2 separate regions of the Homo sapiens genome follow, and region 2 is linked to region 1. The links are chromatin loops, found by intact Hi-C in ENCODE. Cell type or tissue: psoas muscle. All regions are shown on one strand. Each heading gives the region's core, and the rest is flanking DNA. Links, peaks and the distances in the headings are about the cores only.

Region 1 (2,933 bases), core at 312-2,811:
ATCCTGGTAATCAATTATCCACATAAAACCATTCACTCTCTCTTTACTTTGTGTATAAAATCTGTAAGAAATAAAATCAAAGTCTCTTTTAATCTTAAAGTTTTGAAAAGATTAATCCATGCCTTTGCCTTATGTTTTTTATTTTTTTCTGCCTACAAGTTGATAGTTTTATATTGTATAACATTCATTTCTCCAGTTTTCTCTTCCTCTGACGTAAAAGTAAGAGTAGCTTGCGTGATATTGGCAAGCATGAAATTGTGGAAAGAAAGGGATAAGAGTATAGTTTCATTTTTTAAAAAATGCCAATCTTAGGCCCTTTGAAGGATGATGGAAGGGCAGGCAGAGCTTTAGAAGTCTTTCTAGGCCTTCTATTCTCTCACAGAAGTTGCCTTTGGTTCCTCTGTAGGTATCTAACAGACTGAACATCAACAAAATGCTGGTGTCTCAGTGCGTGATTCTTACACATAATTCAGGAGGAGGACCTCTTAACATTGCCTATACAAAACCTTATTTTATTTTCTAGATAAAGGAAATAACATCTAAGTTGCTTTTACTATTTTGAAACACTCTAATGACCTGAGCCCTAGCCACAGGAATTCAAGGTCTTATTAAATAATTTAAGCTTACAGGAAAGAGCCCAGACCCTCACCTAGAGTGTGTTGAACTCTGTCCTTGAAACAGATGGGGTTAATCTTGGGAAAAGAATAAAACTTTGGAGAGGAAGACTAATTAAGAAGAAAATAAAGATTAATTTCATAGGACTCCTGAAAAAAATTACCATAACCCTCGTGGCTTTGAACCACAGAAATTTTTTCTCCCATAGTTTTGAAGGCCAGGAGTCTGAAATCAAGGTGTCTGCAGGGACATGCTTCCCCCAGAAACTCAAGAGGAGAGTCTGTTCCTCGACTCTTCCAGCCTCTGTTGATGTTTCTTGGCTTGAGGCCGTATCACTCCAATCCCTGCCTTTGTTGGTCACATTTCCTTCTCTTCCGTATATTTTCTCCTCCGTGTGTTTGTCTCAAACTCCTTCTGACTCTCTTATAAGGATAAATGTGATCACATTTTAGGCCCACCCAGATAATACCGGATAAACTATTCCTCTAAAAAGCCTTAATGTAATCACATCTTCTGCCTGGAAGGTAATGTTTACTCTCTTGCCATATGACATATTCATCGGTTCTGGGGATTAGGATGTGGACATATCTTTTTGGAGGCCTCCGTCCAGATTTTAAAGAAGAGTGTATGAGAATCTTCCCTTCTCTAAAAATCTAAATGTATTTGTTTGGCTCTGACTCTAGAACTCGGAGAAGACTGAAATGGTTCTGGTGGGTGTGGGTTGTAATAATCTCGTGTCTGGGCAAGCAGAGCTTTCAGATGGAGCCGTGCTTGCATTCTTGGTGTTACATAGTCTCTGTTGTGCTCTTCTAACATTATCTTCAAACTTCAGGAAAGCCTTGTTTGAAGTTACAGCCCTGCATCTGTGTGTTCTGAGGACTCAGGATAGGGCCTGTGCCCACACTTGGGCCAAAGAGATGCCGAAAATGCTGTGTCTCAGACTTTTAGAGGTAACATCAACCAACGAAGGTGGCTGATATCCAAGTATGAGGGTTATTCTATGAAAAGTTATAGGAAAAGAGAAACTGCTGGATGGAAGAGTGAGGAGGGCCAGGTGCAGGAACATGAAGTGGTTGCGTGCCCATGATGTAGTGTTATGGGGAACTCTGTAAGGCAGCTGGGGAACATTTTGAGATGAAAGTGGAGAGTAGTCACCTCCAAACAGAAGCTCATCAGTCTGGTGGTTTCAGGCTATGATAATCCCCATGCCTTCCTCATAGGCTACTGAGTTATGATTCCTAAAGTAAATGTAATATTGCTATTTGGGGATGAAGTTGTGATTTCCTGTACAAGGGAAATTTTATTTTTGGTTCACTTCAACTAAAATATGTTGAATACATCTAAGTATTAATACTATTATTAGAGGACGAAGGTTTATGATTTGAAATAATGTAGCTTAATTTTTCACTTATCGGTGTGATTTCATGTGTCACTTGATCAACTGTACACATTCCATTTCCTTTGCAGAAAAATAAAACCATTCTAATTTCACAATAAAGAGCAGTAGTCCTGGAGAACATGGGCGAATCATGCTGGCTATTAATCCAGACCCACTGCAAGGCTGTCAAATGCAAAAATTGAATGGTAATGATACAGGGAAATTGAAACAGAAAGAAGCCAAACTCCTTTTGTAAAATTCAAGAAAGATGAAAAGGCAATTTGAATACAGAATTGACCCTGGTGAATAATTTGGCAAGATGTATTGGCTTCCTCTAGGCATGGAGTTTACAGGCAGATTAAATTCAACAGGCAAGAAACAGACAGGAAGTGGATGCAAAGCGAGAGACGATGGGGTCCTTTTTAAAAATATCGCCATGATGTTTTTTTTTTTTAAGTTTATATGTCATAATGGAATAAATAGTAATACAAGTTGGCAATAGAATAGGTCAATATTTTCCATCTCCAAAAATGTCACCAGCAGTTAGGAAATAATGTCAGCCACAGATCTCATGGGCACTACTCATATTGTAACTAGGGATTGAAGGAATTTGAAAATACATTGCATATTGTAAATCTATGTTGCTGAGTTAACTCAGGAGTATTAGTAATCCTAAAAGAAGTACTTATATTAAATAGTGTCCAAATCAATAAGCCGTGGTGTGTAAATGGAGAGAGAGTATCTGGAGAGAGTAATGGGAGTAATGATGGGAGCTGCATTGCATGTTCTGGATGTTAAGAAATATCCTTCCATAACCACCCCTTACATTCAGTGAGAGTAATTCAGAATAACAAGAAAAGTTTGGATTAAAAAGGTGAAATTTATGGATCAACTATTATGTGCCAGGTATATGCTCAGCACTATCAGTTATGATATTTAA
Region 2 (2,933 bases), core at 206-2,705, 60 kb after region 1:
CAGGCTTCTAAACAAGGCAGGATGAGATAGGACCAACACTAAGGATGTGAATCAGTTTAGAGACAAGGAAACAGTGATGAATAGAAATGCTGGCCTGGATTACGGCTTTGCTGCAATCCTTCACCAGCTGTCTCACCTCAAGCCAGTTACTTTGCTTATGTAAATCTCAGATACGACAAGTAAAAAATGCTGTACAGATTAAATGAGACAATAAACTGTCAAGTTTACCACATTCCCTAGAACCTATTAAATAATTAATTTATATACAATATATAATATACATATTATATGTGAAATACTATATTTTATATAATATGTATATTATATATTGGATACAGTAGGAATATTTACATCATGGAACATATTGTACTGCATATACATAGGTATTATATATGCATATATGTATATGTTATTGTATGTGTATATTATATATAAATTTTTATATAGTATATATATTATATATTTTGAAATATATATTATTCAAATACATATTTGTATATTATATACTATATATTTGAATATACATATATATTTTGAAATATATTATTCAAATACATATTATATAATATATAAAATATTTCAATATATAACATATATATTTTGTATATTATCTAATATGTATATTATATGTAATATGTAATATTTGTAGTTATAATATGTATGTTATATAATATGTACATATAAAATATGCACATTATATAATATACACAATATATAATATGTTATATATTTTGAAATATTTTATATATTATATATAATATGCATATTATATATTATATATTTGAATAATACATATTTCAAAACAGAGCTTGGCCAATAGATAGTATTCAGCAAAATTACATTTCCTTCGTACTCTCATTCCTTTTTGATGAGACAAAATAGAAAGGAGGATTTGGATATATACATAGATTAAATTCTGAAGTAAAGGAAGAAACTAGAGGGAAAAATAGATGACTTATCTTTGGTCATGAAGTAGAAATTCATGAGCTTTGTCCTCTGAAAAGCTGGTGAAGAATCACATGAACAGAAAAGATTCAGGGCAAACACTGAGTGGAATGAAATGGGGAAAAATAAAATGACTATGGAGCAAACTTAAGAACCTTGGAGGCAGAATGCAACACATTTGAGAATCCTAAGGGTTCAACTGACTTTCTCTGTGGGAAGCCCCTAAGATGAACCCCAGTGATATCCACTGCCTGCCTGGTATCCACACCCTTGTGTAATCTCCAACTCTCACGTGTGGGCTGGACTTACTGACATATCTAACAAACAGAATACCAAGCAAGGGATGGGATGTTACTTCTATTGTTAGGTCATAAAAGATCATGACTTCTGTCTTGGGTGCTCCCGTTCTCACTCTTTTGTCACTTACCTTCCAAGGAAGCCAGCTGTCATGTCATGAGGCAGCCCTGTGGAGTGCATGTGTGGTGAAGGACTGCAGCCCTCAGATGGGGCTATAGAGCCACCAGTGGCTTGACTGCAACCTTGTGAGAGACTTCGAGTCAGGGTCATGTGGCTAACTAAGCTGCCCAGGTTCCTGAACCACGGAAACCATGAGACAATGTTTGTTGTTTTAAGCTGCTAGGTTTTGGGTAATTTGTTACTCATCTCTAGATAACTATAATAATACACTCATTATCCACTAACCAGCTGAAACAGAGATATCTTACAAAGGCGTTTTCCTGGGGTTGGGGACCAGGTAGCTGGGTCAAAGAAAAGATATTTTTTTCAGTGTCTTTCAGAAGTTCAGTGCCCTCTCCTGCAAAATGCACCAACCTTTTCCTGGTGAAAGGACATTTATGTAGTTCAAGACCATTGGCTCCCACTGAACTTGTGAAGGAAAGGGTTGCAGCTGTCAGCTTTTACCCCATTTAAAATTGTCAGTGCCCTGTGCCTGCTGAGTGTGATAATCTCAGAAGCCCTGAGGCTGCCATCCACGTTTAAGACATCTCACTACTCAGCCACCAGCAGGAACCGCTTCTACCCAGATGTGCCTCTTAGCTGCGGTGTTCACAGATACCCATTTGTCTAGTTCATTAGTGACTGTAATGTAAGAATTTTCTGGAAATGACACATTGGGGTTAAGTGGGAGAGTTCACTTGAAGTTCAGTTCACAGTTCACATCTTAGAGGGATGGCCTCCTCTTGGGCTGTAACCCATAAGAATGTGTGCCTTTTGCACTTCAGGATTCCTGGAGATTGTGGAATGTGACTAGCATAAACCAGATAAACAAGTAGACAAGGTGGCATATTTTGATAACTAATGCATGTCTCATGGGGTTTGATTTACCACTGTCTTGGCCTGTGGGTGGAAGTCTGTCCTGCTAGTTGTTCCAAAGATGTAATCCTCTCCTACCTTTATCCTTAGGACTACTTTTCATTTAGGGTCTTCTAGGTGTCTTGAAATGCAGTAAAGAGAATTTTCCACATGAATAAGTTGAATGCTGACCCAGCAGTTTCGGAGGCCATTTGGAAATCCAGCTACTGTTGAAAGTTGTTCTTTAATAGGTGACAACAGGCAGAACAACTAACATCTCCACCAGAGGAAACACAGTACTTGCTGAAATGCACTGGACTGTTTGTGGGACCTCATTCATATCCCACACAACTCCAGGGGGCATGAGATGGAGCTCACCTGAGTGGATGCGCCTCTCCAAATCCTGCCTTCATACTTCCCATGTTGTTTCACCATGGTCTCGTTCTAAACCTCTACTGTCCATAATTTATCTTATACTCTGGGAAGTTTTTCCTATTTAGTGAGAAGAGAAGACTTTCTCCTAAAGCTACGATCTCTGCTCCAGGTTTTTGGAAAAATTAAAAAGAGTAAGAATTTTTTTAAAATTTATGTTTTTTCTGTATCATCTCTTCCCTGTTGTCTCAAATATACAATTCCTAACCTGACTGGACAGAGGAAAGTACAAGGAATCAACTAAA

The links. Peaks named below come from ENCODE experiments on the same cell type or tissue, not always from the same donor. Only the 100,000 strongest peaks of a DNase experiment are listed, where the experiment ranks them.
Region 2: a loop joins it to region 1, with 3 times the contacts of the local background. A loop is called at or near these places in 2 of 110 quality-filtered maps.

What each region holds. Positions count from the first base shown.
Region 1 is chr20:12,333,404-12,336,336 of GRCh38, forward strand. No RefSeq gene overlaps it. Among named protein-coding and RNA genes, the nearest start is that of BTBD3-AS1, 420 kb to the left of the region's middle. In psoas muscle, for the core only: no CTCF peak of the experiment used is centred there; no DNase peak of the experiment used is centred there.
Region 2 is chr20:12,393,507-12,396,439 of GRCh38, forward strand. No RefSeq gene overlaps it. Among named protein-coding and RNA genes, the nearest start is that of BTBD3-AS1, 480 kb to the left of the region's middle. In psoas muscle, for the core only: no CTCF peak of the experiment used is centred there; no DNase peak of the experiment used is centred there.